Regions from separate parts of the Mus musculus genome. Here regions 2 and 3 are each linked to region 1. A link is a loop called in an ENCODE intact Hi-C map of the cell type or tissue named here. Cell type or tissue: left cerebral cortex. All regions are shown on one strand. Each heading gives the region's core, and the rest is flanking DNA. Links, peaks and the distances in the headings are about the cores only.

What was found. A loop is a pair of places that touch in the nucleus more often than their neighbours do. Peaks named below come from ENCODE experiments on the same cell type or tissue, not always from the same donor. Only the 100,000 strongest peaks of a DNase experiment are listed, where the experiment ranks them.
Region 2: a loop joins it to region 1, with 14 times the contacts of the local background. A loop is called at or near these places in 4 of 42 quality-filtered maps.
Region 3: a loop joins it to region 1, with 7 times the contacts of the local background. A loop is called at or near these places in 2 of 42 quality-filtered maps.

What each region holds. Positions count from the first base shown.
Region 1 is chr7:78,594,549-78,600,260 of GRCm38, forward strand. It overlaps E430016F16Rik (RIKEN cDNA E430016F16 gene), which reads right to left. Exons shown (of 11, transcript NR_015542.2): 9 at 1-38. Among named protein-coding and RNA genes, the nearest start is that of Ntrk3, 20 kb to the left of the region's middle. In left cerebral cortex, for the core only: a CTCF peak has its summit at 1,560 (motif pointing left); DNase peaks (open chromatin) are centred at 1,552, 2,205, 2,419, 2,817 and 3 more places; H3K27ac peaks cover 2,543 bases.
Region 2 is chr7:78,688,794-78,694,505 of GRCm38, forward strand. The region is part of intron 5 of E430016F16Rik (RIKEN cDNA E430016F16 gene); the gene reads right to left. Among named protein-coding and RNA genes, the nearest start is that of E430016F16Rik, 27 kb to the right of the region's middle. In left cerebral cortex, for the core only: no CTCF peak of the experiment used is centred there; a DNase peak (open chromatin) is centred at 2,405; H3K27ac peaks cover 839 bases.
Region 3 is chr7:78,715,537-78,721,248 of GRCm38, forward strand. It overlaps E430016F16Rik (RIKEN cDNA E430016F16 gene), which reads right to left and starts at 2,684. Exons shown (of 11, transcript NR_015542.2): 1 at 2,544-2,684. In left cerebral cortex, for the core only: a CTCF peak has its summit at 2,576; DNase peaks (open chromatin) are centred at 2,251, 2,895 and 3,811; H3K27ac peaks cover 1,474 bases.

The DNA.
Region 1 (5,712 bases), core at 316-5,315:
GTTTGTTTCCAGCACATCGTGCCATTTAATAGATGGCTCTGGAGGTGGGAGATAGCAATAAAGACTGGAAGCAAGCAGACAGAGAAGGAGCAAGGCAAAGGCTTCAATACGAGCTGTTATTAAATAAATCCCGAAGGAGTTCCCTAGAACATCCTAAGAGTGGGTGACCAGAGCTGCCCAGAGCTCAGCTCTCACTCTGAGCTCTTCCTTCACTCATTTCTCTTTGTGGTGGTTAAAGCACAGGGGGTCCCCTGCATGGGCAGCTATGAAGCCTCCCCTGCCTCCTACAGTCAGTTTTCTGACAGGCCGTTGCTTTTACCCCCAGCTACCCCACGCCTCACTCATTCACTTTGACACTGGGTGTTTAAGGATCACACGAAGTATCTGCCCCTTTCCCATTTCCCTTAGCCACAGTTCTGAGTGACCTGCCTCCTTCAAGTCATCAGTAAAACCAAGCACTTGTCTTAGCCACAATTCTGACTGACCTGCCTCCATCAAGCCCTCAGTAAAACCAAGCACTTGGCCGAGTTTGAGTCTCAGCCCAGAAAAAAAAAAAAAAAAAACAACCAGCAAAGCCATTTCAATGCTTGCTCATGTGCCTACTTAGATAACGTTCCCTTCTGTCTACACTGGCTATGTGCACCGAGACCCAATACCCCAGGGCCTACCAGACAGACCCATCTTTCCGTTTTCTGACTGGCCAACTCCAAAAGTCCACCCTTTTTCCCCAAGCTCTGCATGCCTAGGGAGCTAAGCCAATATCCCCAATATCTGGTGTAAAGACACCAGACCTTTATTTATTTATTTATTTTGGTCTGATGGGGGCATATTTGTAGACAGGAGATTTTGGAGTTTAGAAAGATGTACCAAATACTTGCTGGACATTCAGTAGATGCTCACGCAGTGAAGAAAAAGAAATCTCCTCACCAGACAAATGTGAAGGTCACAGCTACAGCTACGTGGGCCTCCAAGGTCCACCCTTCCTATTAGGCCACTCCTGAAATCTCTCTGCAGAGGAACTGGCTGCATTCCTAAATATATCCAGAGGGTAAATCCAGGAGGAAAATCTGAACTCCTCCATCATTCGTTCATTTAGTGAAGCACACACTGTGCGCCAGACCTTCAGTAGGCACACACGGTTCAGAACCTGATAACAGAATAAGACCCCATTCACTCTGCTGCTGAGGGCAGCTCCAGAAACAGTTGTCTGTATGTCTATCCTCCCTAGCTGCCCCAAATGGGGTGAGGTCAAGTTTGTTCTGAGCTTGCAAGGGAAAGAATCTTTACTCCTCCTTGGAAGGTTACAGGCAAACGTCTGCTACCCAGTTGTTCTACTCTGCACCTGATTTCCAGTTCCTTAAGGGGGACCAGACTCTAAGAGCTGCAAAGCTTGGAGACAAGAAACAGCAGCATGCTCGTAGCACCTCCAGTGTCCTGAATCAGCTACGGAGTCCCTACTGTCAGAGCTTCTTCATGTCTGGCAGAGTCTTTCCTGTAAGACAGAACAGCAGTTAGCTCCTCCAAGGCCCCAGCTGGGCCTGGGCTAGCATCTAGCACCACCTACCGGCCACAAAAAGAAGAGCAGAGGCCAAGCTACCACCTTTCCCTAGGACTCCTTAGGGCCTTTTGTCAGGCCTGGCTGTTGCCTGCTCCTTAGCTCCGGGATCTTCCTTTTTCCACCTACAGACAGAAGGCAAACTCCAAAAGGGACAAGAAATCTCCCAGTAGGAATAAGAAATCACATAACTAACAACAACAGTGAGATCCAAGCCAGAACCTGTGTCTGAGAGAGCATAGGAGAGAGCAAGAAGATAGCCGAGGAGGGGGAGGGAGCAGACAGTAAGCAAGGACCAGCGGTTGATGGTCACAACCAGTTGCAGTGGAGAGATGAGGATGCTGGAGGCTTATGTAGAATCTTACTAAAGAAGTACTCAAGGTCCCAGGAAGCAGTCACATGTCGCCACTACAGGCCAACAACTGAGACCACCCTCGCCACCCTCATTCTAGACCAGCTCCCAGCCCTGTACCCAGGTGCTTCTGGGAAGTTGCCTGCATTCCTCTGGTCTCAGAGAGCCCGGCCTTTGCCCAGAGATCACAGCTGGCGTCAGGCAATGCCTTTCTTGGTGCTTCTCTTGGTTCTGTCTGCTCCTAGTTGAAGATGCCAATGAAAACAGATTGGAAAGAGACCAAGAGAGGAGGAACGAGGCGGGAGGGGGGTGAGGGTTTCAACATGAGGTGATATTAAATTAATCTCCTGCCAGTTCTCCATATGTCAGACTAAACTTTGATTAAGCATCCTTCGGTTTTGAGTCACTGGCTAAGGAATGTCTACTCAGTGACAGTTTCCTGGGCACTAGCAGAAGCTGACAATCCTGCTGGTCCATACTCCTTTTCTTCCTCCAAAGGCATTCCAAAAGGTACCCATCTGGCCTGCTAACCCAGAAGGAGAAGGCAGTGCTTTTGATAAAAGTTTGGACATTGAGATCAAAACAGATCAGCTGCTGGCTTGGAACAAGTCACTTAGCTTTTCTGAGCCTTGGGCTCAGAAACCAGGGCTGATTTCACCTCCTAGGACCAGTGGAGAATATACGCTTATGTGACTTAGCACAGTACCTGGAAGATGAGCTCAATAAACAGTGGCTAGAAAACAAGAGAAGAGAACCTTAGCTGTGGCTCCTTGCTTGGAATTCTAAGGCAGGGCTCTGCAGCCTCCCTACCCCACCCCCCTCCTGCCAGCTCTCAGCCTCCTGTGGGCAAAGGAAGAAAGGCGGGGGTGGGGGCCTGTTCTCACCCTGGGAAGATTGCTCTAGGGGTGGGTGATGACTGTGTGCCTCACCCACCCACTGGGGAAGGCGCTCCAGCTAGTGAATGGAAAAAGCCAGCACCCCTCTTGACTGCATTCATTATTCAAAACTTCTCACAGCCTGATGCCTGCCCTGGAGGGTGTTAAGGACCAGCTAAGCACCAAGCAGTTTCCTCTGCCTGAGATGCAGGTAGCAGAGCCAGGGAGGTTGGGCCATGAGGAGAGACTGGGGCTTTCCAGAGGCCTGGGCCTGGATCAGTGCATCTCTGAGCTTTCACTCTGCCTATCTGTAACTCCCACCCAGGGCTCGGCTCCTTCCGCAGACCTCGCCCCTCTAGCTTATTCCCTCCCAGGTGTCTCAGTGGCCGGCGCTGCTTTGAAGCTAAGTTTAAGTCTACCACGACTGGCTTCAACATAAATATAAATACAAGCACCAGAGTACAAGCCGGGTTTCAAGAACTCAGTAGGTGCAGTGGCTGACAACTACCATATTGGACTGAGCATATGGAAAGTCTTTTGTCAGCAACAGCGCTGCTGCCCTGGGCCCCGCTGCAGAGAACTGACCACATCAAGGAGAGAGACATGAGGCGCAGAGGGGAGGGAGGGGCATATAAAAGCCCAAGAAGGCTTCAAAATTTGTAAGAACTTGAAAATGAATAAGGAGAAAGTTTTCGGTGCCACCACGCCCCCCACCCCAGGTTCCAGAAGACCCAGGGTGTTCTGTGAGAGAGCAAGTGATTGTCGCAGGTCCTCACTGATGGGAGTGCACAGAAAGGACCATAGAGCTCTCAGAAGTGGGTATTTTTGAAAGCCAGTCTGGGGGAGGCGTTGGAGTTGAAGCATAAGCTGGACTCCACAGTGAGGATGAGCACCGAACCGAACCCCCAGTGTTTTTTTTTCAAGGACCATGATTGCTCGCCCACGGGCACCCCCCTCCCCCCGCGCGCACACAGTATCTGTGTCACTCAGGATGTGGGAAAGTGGTTTGGCTTCGGCTGTGTGGGGTAGGGGCAGCTGGGAGGAGAGCAGCGTCTGCACCAGGGAAGGAGCCTGAATAATTTGATGGCTCCTCCGAGGAGAAGCATACATCAGAGTAGTGAACAGATGGCCCAGCAAAAGGGGTTAAGTAAAGAGATCGCTGTGAGAAGTCTTGTCACTCTCATCAGAGCAGAGATCCATGAGAAGCAGACTTTCAGTAAGTCCGAAATAGCAAATGCCACGCAGGAACGAGAGCCACCTTCCCTTTTCCCCAGCCCCCCCCAACCCCCCAACTGATGCACAGGCTCCCAGTCTTCTCTGGGACTGACAGACTTTCTGCAGCCTCTTTCCAGGGGAGGTTTGTGACTCTGCCTGCTGGATCAGGGAAACAGCAGTAATCCTGAACACAGAGGGGATGTCTGATGGGGTGCACTTACAGTCTACCCATGGACTCATGTTTCTGAGACCCAGGGACCCTCATCCATGTGCTCCAGTAGGTCTTAAACTCATGACTTTGCTCTTATCCTGCACTTCCTCCCATGTCCTGTCTTTAAGGGGACCTAACAGGCACCATTCCCTATGCCAGCCAGGTTGGGGTATGCAGCTACTTGACTAGATATGTGCAGAAGGCTACAATAAAACAAATGAAGGTCTGGAAACTTTGGTGCCGGCAGGCACGCATTCTTCCTCCTTTCCTCCTGTCTGTCTACAGTGGCTCTCTCTTATCCACCTTTCCTCTGCTTCTCCTTTTACATCCTTTCCTAGACTTCTTTGTGTTTCTTCGCAGGTCCCAGGATCCTCAGGACAACCAAGTCCGTTCCTAAGCTGTAGGTCCAAACTGCACTTCACAAGGCTACCCATTACTCACCTCTTGCTTCTTGGCTTCCAGCTCTAATGGAGACCAGTCCTTTCTCCCAGCTGCCCTTTTGGGCAGAGTCCTGGGACAGTCCTGGCTGTTCACATATGTACACCAACCAGTGTCTTATTTCCTTGCCTGCAGCTTCTGCCCATTCTTACCTTTGACCTCTTCTGAAGACTCCATTCTGGGGCAGCATCAACTGCTCATTCTAGAACTTTCTTTTCAGGTTCCCCAAAGTCATAATCATACTCCCAAGATAAGTAACCTGAACATGAGTGCCACCATCCTTTTGCCTGTCAAGAAACCATATCCTTCCAATACGTTAAGCTCACTCTTATACTGTGTGATGTTGTGTGTGTGTGTGTGTGTGTGTGTGTGTGTATCATGCAGGATTGAAAAAAGCAAATATTGCCACCAACCTAGCCAGACTTCCCTTCAGAACACAGTGAGAAATAGTCACTGCCCCAATGTGAGGAGACTGCTACCATTCTGACAGAGAAAGAAAGAGTGAACACATGTTCCCAAAATTGCCACTGTAGGGTCTGGATTTGTTAGGAACATCTCGCCTGGGCATGTCGACCTTGGCACTACTGACATTAGGAGCACGATGAATCTCCGTGGTCAGCTGCCCTATACATCACAGGATCTTTAACAGCATCCATGGACCCTACCTTCTAAATTTGAGTAGCACCTCTTTTACCTAAAGTGACCATAAATGTCTCCTCCAAATGACACTTCATTGAGAACACTGAAATGAACACAGGTTGTCTTCAAGCACCGAGAAACAGATTGGCCACTCCATACAGTCTTTAAAGCTCTGGACATGTAGAGTCATTCTCCTGGACTTGAGTGAGTTATTTTCCATCTCTGGACCCAGGATTTTGTCACTTGGCCTCAAGAACAAGGATGATGGCTCCTGTGCATTGGGCTTCATCAGCATTTTCCAGGCACAGTGCCATAGTGGGCATCCCCTGTGTAGTTGTGTTTACTGTGCCAGAGGAAGAAGCCGACTGCCCTTCATCCTACTCCAACGTTTAGGAACTCATCTCCTGGCTCCCTCTTTACAGAGATG
Region 2 (5,712 bases), core at 460-5,459, 94 kb after region 1:
ATATTTGAAGCAGGAAGACACATCTTAAATCTGGGCCAAGCCTTCTGCTGGCAGCCTATATAAAGGCCATGGAAGAAGGAAGCTTCTGCTCTTTACCTGCTTGCTTGAGCCTACTTCTTTGGAATTCTGATGTATACTAAAGAGGAGCTGAGACAGCCAACTTCATGGAATAACTGAACAGATACTGATTCTAGGACCATCTGTTGGTTGACAGCCATTGTTGGACTAACTGGGCCACAGCCTGTAAGCCATTCTAATAAATCTCCTTTCTATAGATGACAGATGATTGGTAGATAGACAGGCAGGCAAATAGATAGATAGACAGACAGATAGATAGATGATAGATAATATATAGCTAGATGATAGATAGATAGATAGATAGATAGATAGATAGATAGATAGATAGATAGATAGATAGATAGATAGATAGATTTAGATAGATGATACATATATACATTTATTCTGTAAATTCTGTTCATCTGGAGAAGCCTGACTAAAACAGTACCTGTGACTGTCTCACCCTGAGATCCAGAGGGGTTTTTTTCCCACTGTACTATGCTGTCCTTTGATGGGAGATATCATGTGCCATGCCTCAGTGATCACAAACACAAACACACACATACACACACTCACACACACACACACACACACACACACACACACCACCATCACCACCACCACCACCACCACCACCACCACCACCACCATCATCATCATCATCTAACTGACTCCCACAGCTGACCCATGAAGTTGATACCACTAGCCACTTTGCATGTGTGGAAACTGTTGACTCTTAGAGCTGAAGGGACTTCATCACATCTTTTACATGGGACACAGAGATCATTTCCATAAAACCAAGTATATTTTATCCATCATCATGCACTGTGACCTACTCTGCTGTGGATGTGAAAGGTCTAAGGCAACAGAGTGAGATGTAACACGATAATAGCCTTTCTGTAATGTGAAGAAAACATCTGGTGACATTTCCAGCCTCCACATCTGTATCTCCAATACCTAGATCACAGCATCCCGTAAGCCATGAAGCAGGGTTCCACTACTCTGTCCTTACTCATGGTGGCCTAAGACTCTGGCCCAAATGAGAAGTATTTCACCTTCAGCAATCAACCTGGTGGCATCTAGATGGAGGGTTTTGGTTCTGTGGTACCTGTGACTTTCTAGTGTCCCTCTTTCCAGACCCATAAGCAACTCCTTAAGAACAAAGGGATCCATGCTGCCTGAACTGTTGGGAAATGCACCCCAAGGTGAGAGGTGCAAGCAGGAATGCTGCTGTGACAGACCACGATGACCCAAGGGTGGCTGTCCTGGTGATTGCTATGACAGATGCAGAGTGGAAAGCAGATAGCTGTGGAATTTCCAGTTGTTGCTCCTGTCCAGTCTGCTGGTCTCTGCACTCAGGAAAAATGGTTAAGATGCCCATTGATTAGCACAGAGGGGAAGGCTCATCTGAAAGAGATGTCCAGGCAAATGCTGTTCCAATTTGTCACAACTTGTGGACCTTTCATGACTCTGATATATGTGGCCAACTAGAAAGAGACCCTCTTAAACATCACAACTGGAAAATCAAAGCTGAAGAAGCAATTGCTGATTTTTGGCCACGGGTTCTTTTAACCAGGAGAGGTCATGGAAATTATGAATTGTTTCCTCTCCTCCAGTCACATCTACTGCTGATGAGGAACATCTCAGAATTTTTCCAAAAATAATCAAAGGAAGGACCTTCCTACAGACACAGCTGGGATCTGAGTGCTTCAGACTTGGGTCTCAAACTTCCACACAAAATGAAATAGTATGGAAGTCTTATCAAAAGCCTGACCCCTTAGGCCCTAAAATAAGGCTTTAATCTGGGAGGTCTGGGCAGAGCCCAGGAACTTATATGTCTAATAAATTTGCTTCTTGATTTACCATCTTCCACCTAAGCTGTGAGGACCATGAAACCAGAGTCTGGTACATTCCCTTTTATACCAAAGTGGGCAAGAAGTTGGGGGCTGGAAATGGAAGCAACAGAGACCCCAGGGTCAAGAGTTTCCCACTTTAGACTCTCATGCTCTCCCTATTCTCCCAGCCTCCTCCTTGCCTTAGTCAGAGTTTCCAGGTACTTAAGGCTGTTCTCCCTGGCTCTAGACTTACGAACCTTACTATGCTGGCAAAGATGGGAGATGCCACTTCTCAGGAAAGAGGCTCTGACCAGTAAATGGGGGATGAAAAAAATGAAATGGCATTTCCCTGGAGTGATGGGGGTGTTAAGAGGTAAGAATGCAGAGCTTGTGGGGGAGGCCCCTCCAAGTCCCCCAGCCCTTCACCATTCTCCAGTTCTGTCTCCCTCCCCCACCACCCGCCTCCTACTTGGAACCAGTGACTAATTGCATTGCGTTTCTCTTTGACTTGCGTCATCCAGCAGAGAATGGGTGGTTGTTTTTACAGCTTATTCTTTCAGGGATTCTAAGTGACATTTTTTAAGTGCTCTTCCCCTGCTTTGGAGCAGCACAGCCTCCTCTCTTCTCTCCCCCTCAATCTGTTTCTCTCCCCCTCAATCCTGCTCCTTTCCCTCTTCCGGGGACTGCTAGGAAGAATAAGAAGAGCTCAGAAGACACGGGGCTGGCCCCAGAAAAGCAACCAGAAGATCTCTCTGTGCTCTGAAGACCCCAACTGAACAGAAGCCCCCAGGACTCTCCACCACTGGCAACATCTGCAAGAGAGCTGCCACAGTGGTGGAGAGCCATGCTGGGAAGCTCTTCTTTCTCTCTCCTCTTCTCTTCTTTCTATCCACAAACATCTCCTGATACCTAGTACTAGGGAACAAAAACTAAAACAAACTCTATTTCTCTCCTTATAGGTGGGAAGCTCTGGAATGAGTCAACCAGCTATTAGCAATGTACATGGTAATATCCTAAAGGCAATAAGGTCCAGTATATCACATGAGTAGAAAACACAAAACCTAGCCTGCAAGAGACAAGATGATCAGAGAAGTGTCTAGGTGGTGATGCTATGAAACAAGGATGAGATGTCCACAGACAGCAACCAACTGGACAGAAATAAGGAAAATATTGTCATGGCTTGAACTACTTGGGGGGAGGAAGTAGAACTTGAAAGAGCTTGTGTGGAACTAGGGCGATGGCTCAGCAGATAATTACATGTACTCCATGTGCTCTTTTCACAGAGCCATTGTTCAGTTCCCAGCATACACATTGTAAGGCTCATAAACTGCCTATAAGCTCCAATTGGTTCAACAACCTCTTCTGGCCTGTGTGGGCACCTACACTCATGTGAATATAATTAAAGTAAAATAAGCTAGGTGTGGTAGGCACATCTTCAGTTCTAGTACAGGGGAGGCAGAGGCAGGCAGATCTCTGTGAGTTCAAGGCTAGCTTTGTCTATACTGTAAATTCCAGGACAGCCAGGGCTACATAGTAAAACCTTGTCTCAAGGAAAAAAAGGAAGTTGTAGGGTAGAGACAGGTCATGAGCTACTAAGCCACTCTTACTTGGGAATTGAGTTCCTTCCTCTGCAAAATGAGAGAGTTGGGCTAAATCACTTCCCTGGCATCACTTTTGCTTCTGCAACTCGAATGTCCAAGATTCTCTTCCAGCATCAAAGAAATGGAAACAGCTCCATTAATGGGGTTGTGAAGTGAAAGGAGCCATTGGCTTGGAACAAGAGACCTGTGTATGAATCTAGCCACTTACCATTTGAAGGGACCTTGGACAAAGCAGACAAGATACTCGAGCCTTCTCAGCTGCAAAGCACAGAGTGATGGAGAGGATGTTGTTTTTAGCTTTTAGGCTAGACTCTCCATGGAATGACAGAGGAGTGTGCACTTAGAGGTGAGCACCAAATATCTGAGATCCTATTGCCAGAGGGCCATCTCTAGCCACAGAGAAGGTTAAGGACATGGGGCCTTCCCTTGATTGGAATTGCTTTCAAAAGAAGTTTAAGATCTCAAATGTGGTGTCTACTAGAGGGAAGGTAAGCACACACACTGCTTTTGCGGAGAACATGAATGTGGTTCCCTGCAGGAGTCTCCTCAAACATCATGACCAACAGAATAACAGTCTGCAGGAGGCAAGAAGGCAGTCCATTTCAAAATGACTCAGTCGCTGGTGTTGATTCTGACCCTGAGTAGTTTATTTTAGCACAGCATAATTTGGAATAAAGTTTCCTGATGATAGTTAACTCAATCCTATGCAGAAAACAAAGCTTAAGACAAGGCTACATCAAAGACTACTCCTACATAAGACTACTACTTTGTAAAGTACATGTGACAACTTTCATAAAGATTGGTTCTATACATTAACTGAGAAATGAGCTCAGGAACTGGGGGAAGATTCATTGTGGCCACAGAAATAGCACAAAGGTTACCAGGCTATTAACCACATCTGCTCCCAGTCTTCTGGGTAGAATACAGATTATGCCTCTCTCCCTTTGAAGAGAAAACCCTGTGTTTCTAACATTGTGGTTCCCCAAGTAAGTACAAAGACCTCTGTACCTTGAAGTGTAAACTTCTGGTTTCTTTGGAAAGTCAGTTATGTCAAATGATATCTTTGCTGGGGCACACAGCTAAAAGGATGTCTTGCTAAAGTAGATATGAAAAGGGATGTATAATGTCTAGAAGGAATATAAATATGACCCCACAGACAATAGGAACTCGAGCTCTACCTAGCTACTCTTCACTGACAGCATGCATGTATTGGTTTGCCTTACATTGTGTTCCTGAGCTCAGCTTCTGCCAACTTCATAAAGAAAAACTCCCGCAGAGTGGGTGGGTGGGAGAGTGGGTGTGGGAGGGTGGGGGGACTTTTGGGATAGCATTGGAAATGTAAATGAAATAAATACCCAATAATAAAAAAAGAAAAAGAAAAGAAAAAAGAAAAACTCCCCCAAAGAACTTCTCATGAGGTTCCTGCTGCTTCTTGTGTCTTCTTGCCACTTCCACAGCCTCAGGCCAGTTGGCAAGCCTTGTGCTTTCTTCTGGATTGAACTGCCCTTACTGGTTTGTATGTGGTGACTGCCAAGTAGACTGGACTGCAGCTGCTGGTTCATATGTGGTGTTTGCTACTGGACTGAACTATGATATCCTAACAATGAAGATTAGACTCAACCTCAAAGAACTATTTCTAAACAGATCTACTTCCCCCCATACCCTAATAACTTTTCTCTTCCACTACCTCAGGTAGGTGGTGGGGTAGAGGAAGAGGTTGAAACCTTATTAAAGTAAGTTGAAAAAAGTTTATGCCTACAGTACTCCCTATAGTTCCCAGCATCCATGAAAAGCAGATCACAACACCTGTAAACTCCAATTCCAGAAAAATCAAACCTGTTTTCTGGCCTCCATAAGCACCTGACTGAGTGCACACATGCAAGTGTGCATGTAAACATACATACACACATAATTAAAAATAAAGTCTAAAATCCCAAATGCCAAAGTTCAGAGTATGGGTATACAGCTACACACAATATACAGCTGCTTTCACCTTCAAGGAAGTCCCATACAAATGAATTCATGATCATTCTCATTGGACTGAAGCTTCCAAGAATTGTGAGATACCATCACCCAGCAGAGAAGGCCCTATGCTCTGCCTCAGTTTCCCTGGTAGTGACAGAACAGAGTAGATGGCATTGAGTTGAATCGCCAGCCCTTGCTATTGCTCCTTTAAAGCTACTGGAAGAGACAATACACACTGTACCAAAAGAATGAAG
Region 3 (5,712 bases), core at 460-5,459, 120 kb after region 1:
TTCAGAGCCCCTCCAAAGCTGCTACACTCTGAGGTGTCTGAGTAACTCAAACCCCACCCTTGCTGTGCATGCTTCCTCCATAAAGAGGATACACTAATCCTGGACAAGGTTTTGCACAACTAAAACACTCAGGAAATATTCCCACCCATGCTAGGAGATGGCTGTGACTCCAGATGAAGAAACTGAAACTCTGAGAGGCCCAGCAACTCTCCCGAGTTATCTGCCTAGTAGGTAGATGCCCAGAACCCAAAACTTCTGACCTGAAGTTAGTATGCTCTGCATCCCCATGACTGGCAATAAGGTGGCCGTCTTACCTGCAGAGGATGGCTATGGGCTATATGCTGCCTCCATGGAATTTGTTAGTGGCCAAGAGATGGCCAAAGGAGGAGGAGAGTGGGCTGAGAGTCTATCCCCAATAGATGGTGTCTTAATCACCCCCTCTGGCAAATCAAGAGGAAGATTTTGCTGATGTGATGTATCTCCCTGCATCCGGCCAGGAACCGAAGGAGCAAGGAGAGCTCACCAACCTAAAGTGCTGTATGAAAGCCCATTAATAAACCTCCTGGCAAGGACACAGTGTGCACCATTCATAAATCTGTGGCCTGTGGGAAGGAGCCATGGAGCAACCTGTGGAGTGGCCTGGAAGGGAGTCTGAGGCTGCTGAGCTCTGGACATTCTTGAAGTTCCTCTGTAAACTTGGGGTCATGGGCATCTGCACTCCGAGTGGGGGACTGTTACCAGTCTGAAGCCCTGGAGCCTCAAACCCCAAGATGAATTTGTCTTCTTACTTAGAATATAGACCAGATGATGGTCTTGCAATTCCATTATCCCAGGATGCCCAGGAGAATTCAGACAAGAGACTGGGCCTCCTTGTCAGAAGGCTAAAGGACAAACACATGCAGAATAATTGTTGAGAGCCAGGCAGCCTAAATACTCTACTCCAATGAATCCCTCAATAACTTGATAAATCCTATCATGATCATCATTTTGGAGAGGTGGAAAATGGGGCCTCATGAAAGTAAAGTCATTCCCCGCACAGAGCTAGTCAACCCAGGCTGGACTGCTCCAAGTTGTCCAGAACACGGTAGGACACAGTTAAATGTGAGAGGTACAGTTCAAACTCAGGTTGCCGGGCTCCCTGGACCTCTATGCTATTCCACAATGTCTTCCTCTGCACTAGTGCTTTTCAGCAGGGAACATTTCACTTGTCGGAAGATGTTTGACATTATGGATTGTCATAGCTGGGGAGGAAGGAGTACTGCTGTCATCCATCAGACCAAGACCAGGAATCCTGCTAAATATCCCACAGTACACAGGGTGAGCCCTATGACACAGAATTAGCTGGCTAAGATACCAATGGGATTGAGGTTGGCAAACTATGTCCCTGAATCACCAAAGACTGAATTGTTTAGCGTCTGAGCTCTTCCAGGGTCTCGGGTTGAGGTAGGGCCAGGAAGCTCAGGCCAGCAATCTCCTAAGCGCTGTGTGGAACTCTGGCACACATGGCTGTTCTGTTACGGGTTTGTAAAATGGGAGAGCAGGCAGGGCAACTTTAGGAGGGAAGAGATTCACCAAAATCAAGATGTCTTTTTGGAGAAGACTTCTGTGCTACATCTGGTATTCTACTGGCCAGTCATCTCTGTCTCACTGTGTCTAAATACCTGAGGCACTCAATGTACAAGAGTGTTTCAATGCATGCATGCATTCTGAGGTTTCAGTCCACAGTGGCTCAGTTCACTTGCTTCAGGCCTGTGGCACAGAAATCATCAGGGCAGAGGAGGCTGCTCACCGGTGGCAGCCAGTAAGCAGAGATGAAAAGAAAGGGACTGAGATACCAATCACACTTTCATGGGCAGAACCCTATGAACCTGATGCCTTTCTACAGAGCTCCACACTAAAGACTCTACTAGCTCCAAACACTGCCACAAAGCCTTCAACAAGCCTTCGGGGTATATCTAAGGTCTAAACCATAATTGTAGTGATCAATCTTAGATGCCAATGTCAAATGCTTCCCTAGGTGTTTCCAGGAAAATTTGATAGGTGTAGTTAATTCTACAATAAGCTAGTTTTGAGTAAAGGATACCTGGGTTGACTGGACTCAGTGGCTCCAAAGGCCCTAACAGTAGAGTGGAAGTCTCCCCACAAAGGTGGGTGGAAGGGTCCCACTCACAGACAGCATCGCCCTTGATGCAGGCAGAGAGGTGCAGCCTGCCCTTGGGACGTCAACCTTTCCCTGCCAGCCCGCACCACCACAAAGCCAGTTCCCAGCATCTCTTTATAGTGATCATCTCTGTCTGCTTGGCTGGTTAACCCTGCTTACCACAAGTAACTCACAATCTCCAAGGGGAGAATAAAGCTTTATGACAATTCCCAAAGTGATTTGTCCAGCAAAGCCTTGAATTTGAAGAGCATCCTGTGGGATCATACTCCAGATGTCTTTTTCTGACAAGCAGTAACACAAGGAAACTAGGCAGTTTGGCCAGTTCTTTGGCCCGGCTTCTATGGATGGTATCGGGTTCTCACTATGGACAGAGGATCCTTACCACTACATGCCATCTGCCGGTTGCCCTTCTCCACTACACAGGAGGTGGTCCTCTTGCATCCATCCTTGAGGCACATCCAACACCATGACTGAGATTTCTTAGGTCTAGACCTTTGCTCTCAGTAAGCAGAGCTGATAAGCCTCAGCCCCTGAATACGCAGCAGTCAAAACGGCATGGTTTATGCAGAGCACCTGGCACACAGTGGGTGTTCAACTCCTGTGCCAAGACCCTCCCCTCTGATGACAAGCTGTGCTAAAACAGGCCTCCTACTATATAAGGAATAAGCAGGGTTTTTAAACCACTCAATATGGGCAACAGTTGCCAAATGATGCTACGGAGCTCTCCTAGGCCCGAGGCCCGCCCTAAATTTAACAGGCCTGTGTTTACAAACCCAAATCCATGCATCTCTGAGGCTCCCACACATATCCCAGCTGTCCGCCTGAAAAATTCCGCGTGGAGAGTCTCTGGCAGAGTCTCCACCAGCTGGTAACTCTCAGAGTGTTCCTGACACTTGGTCTGAGCCTTAGGCACACTATTCACAGGCGAAACCCAGGAGCTCCTCCTTCTACCTGAAGACTGGTAGGACTCTGAGCTGGTGGATTGCAACCAGGATTCTGAGGCTAAGCCACACACGGAAGATTCTAGGAGCTAAGACAAGCCTCTCTGCAGAGCCTGGCTTTTCTCTCTCTATCCTTTACTCATTCTCTGTATGTACTAGGCTGACACACATGCACAACATCACACCTTCCTACAATTCAGCTATCCTGAAACTGTCCAATAGCACTGAACACAGCCCAGAACCCAGAAAGACACAGAAGTCTCTAGATTGGACACAGAACATAGACTGATTCTCTGAACCACGTGCAGCGCCGTAAGCCTTCCCTCGGACCTTATTTCCCTTTCCTATGGGCTATTTCTCCAACTGAGAGACACCTAAATCACCAGACAGCTTGGTAAATACAGATTGCTTGTTCTACCCTTCCCACCCCACTCCAGTGATTCTGATTAGGCAAGTCTGGAACAGGACCGGAGGAATGGGCATCTCTAAGGAGTTCCCAGGTGAAGCTGATGTCACCAGATCAGGGGCTGCTCTCAGGTTAGGGGGTGGCTGCTTTACAGATTGGATGAGTCAAGCCCACTGACTCTAAGTAATCCTGAATCAGAATGGAATCTCCCTCTGTGTGTGTGTGTGTGTGTGTGTGTGTGTGTGTGTGTGTGTGCGCACTGGGGGCGGGGAAGATGCCGATAGTGGTGAGTCTCAAGAAAGAGAAAGCCAGGCTGACAGCTGCAGGAAGTGACAGTTGACAGCCTGAGAGCACAGAAAGAGACAGCAAACTATAAAAAGCAGACTTAAGAACTCAAAAAGCAAAACGGACCGAAGCCATCTCTGTGGGATACAGTTACTATATTCTCCAGATCCAACCTCAGGAAGAACTCTCTCCAAGCCCCGTGTGACCCTGGGAGTCACAGTGAAGACCCTATCATGTGAAGGAAGCTATACTTAGGCTGCTTCCAGGGCAGGGAAATGTAAAAATTAATGTTCTAAAAATTGACATCTAATTCATCGGCAGTAAAGATCATCGGGGGTTTAATGGGTTATAAACTTGGCACTATGAAAAACTTTTCACCATGAACTAACCCATTTGCTCAGTTTTCTAGGCTCCTACCGTGTGTGCACCTGCACATATGTATATCCTGCACCCATATACAGATAAATATCTGATGTAGAAACATTCTGTGGGGTGTTGAGAGACATCATGAGTTATAGAGACCATGCTTAGCACACACCAGGTCCTGGGTTCCAGTGCCACCATCAAATTACTCCACTAATGAATGTAAGCAGTACAATTCCCCACTCCCCATACCATAGCCCCTTCATCATTTCTTCCTTGACCGTCTAGACAAGGCTGGGTCCCATCTGGAGCTCCCATTTGCATACCTAATTGTTCTAACTCTGTATTTCTCACCACACTGCAATGTAATACATTCAATAGCCTCTTTCTGAGCTTTTCCGTTCCTAGTAGGGCAGAGTGTAGCAGGTGCTTAGTGAATGGGTGTTGTTTGAAGGCATATCCTTAACCTTGCCGTATCTAAGTACACACACACACACTCACACGCACTCATTTATAAAGAAAATGTAGGTCAAGGAGTTTGAGTATATGCCTCGAGGCAGCCCCAATTTCTGAAAGCAGGCTTAACTGTGCTTATTTCTGCTAGCAAGGGAGCGTGGAGGTCCTCCGCAGAGAGTGCTGTCTCTCACACTTCCTGATTTTAATCAGAACTACATATTCTGGGTGAGGTGGCAAGAAGAAAGAGGCTGTAAACTCAATTAGATCACTCCTGAGTCCCCATCCCATGACTGTTCTAAGGAGCCAACTACTATCCCTCCACCTTTCTTTACACCCTCCTCCAAATACACATCCAATCCCAATTCCCTCTCTCTATACTAAATATCCTGAGAGAGTCCCCATTCATGGGATAGGGCCCTGTGTTCTCTGACCAGCAGACAGACATAGGGGAAAATCATGTTTCCCATCATCCATAGCATACCTGCCTGTAAATAAAGTACACTAAGAGAAATTAGCTCAAGCTTCTTTAGCTCTGTGGAGCTCACTCCCATGGGCTAGTGGAAGAAGAAAGGAAGGCAGAGAGGACAGGATCTCACTGACAAAACTGACCACATGAATGAAGGAGGTTTCAAATACATGGGAAGGCTACCAGACACCTTCCTCAGACTGAGAGCCTCATCGTCCTTCCCTGAGCTTCATGGCAGCTGGAGCACACTCCATTAAGAACTCAGAGTTTACTAAGTGTGTGAAGAGCTTTGGAAGTTTCTTTCAAGGGAAAATCCAATGAACTACAATATTCTACTATCTATCTGTCTGTCTGTCTGTCTGTCTGTCTGTCTGCCTGCCTGTCTGTCTATCTATCTACCTACCTACCTATCATCTATCTATCATCTATCTGTTTATCTATCATCTATGTGTCTATATTTTGCTCTATCTCTGCTCCCTTCCCTCCCTCCATCCCTCCTACTCTCATCTTTCTCTCACAAAGGGTCTCATTAAGTATCCTGGCTGTCCTTCAACTCACAATCCTCCCCCCGCCCCAGTCTCTGAAGTACAGGATCTAACTTTGTAGTGCAGTAGTCTTCCCTGTTTGTCACTGG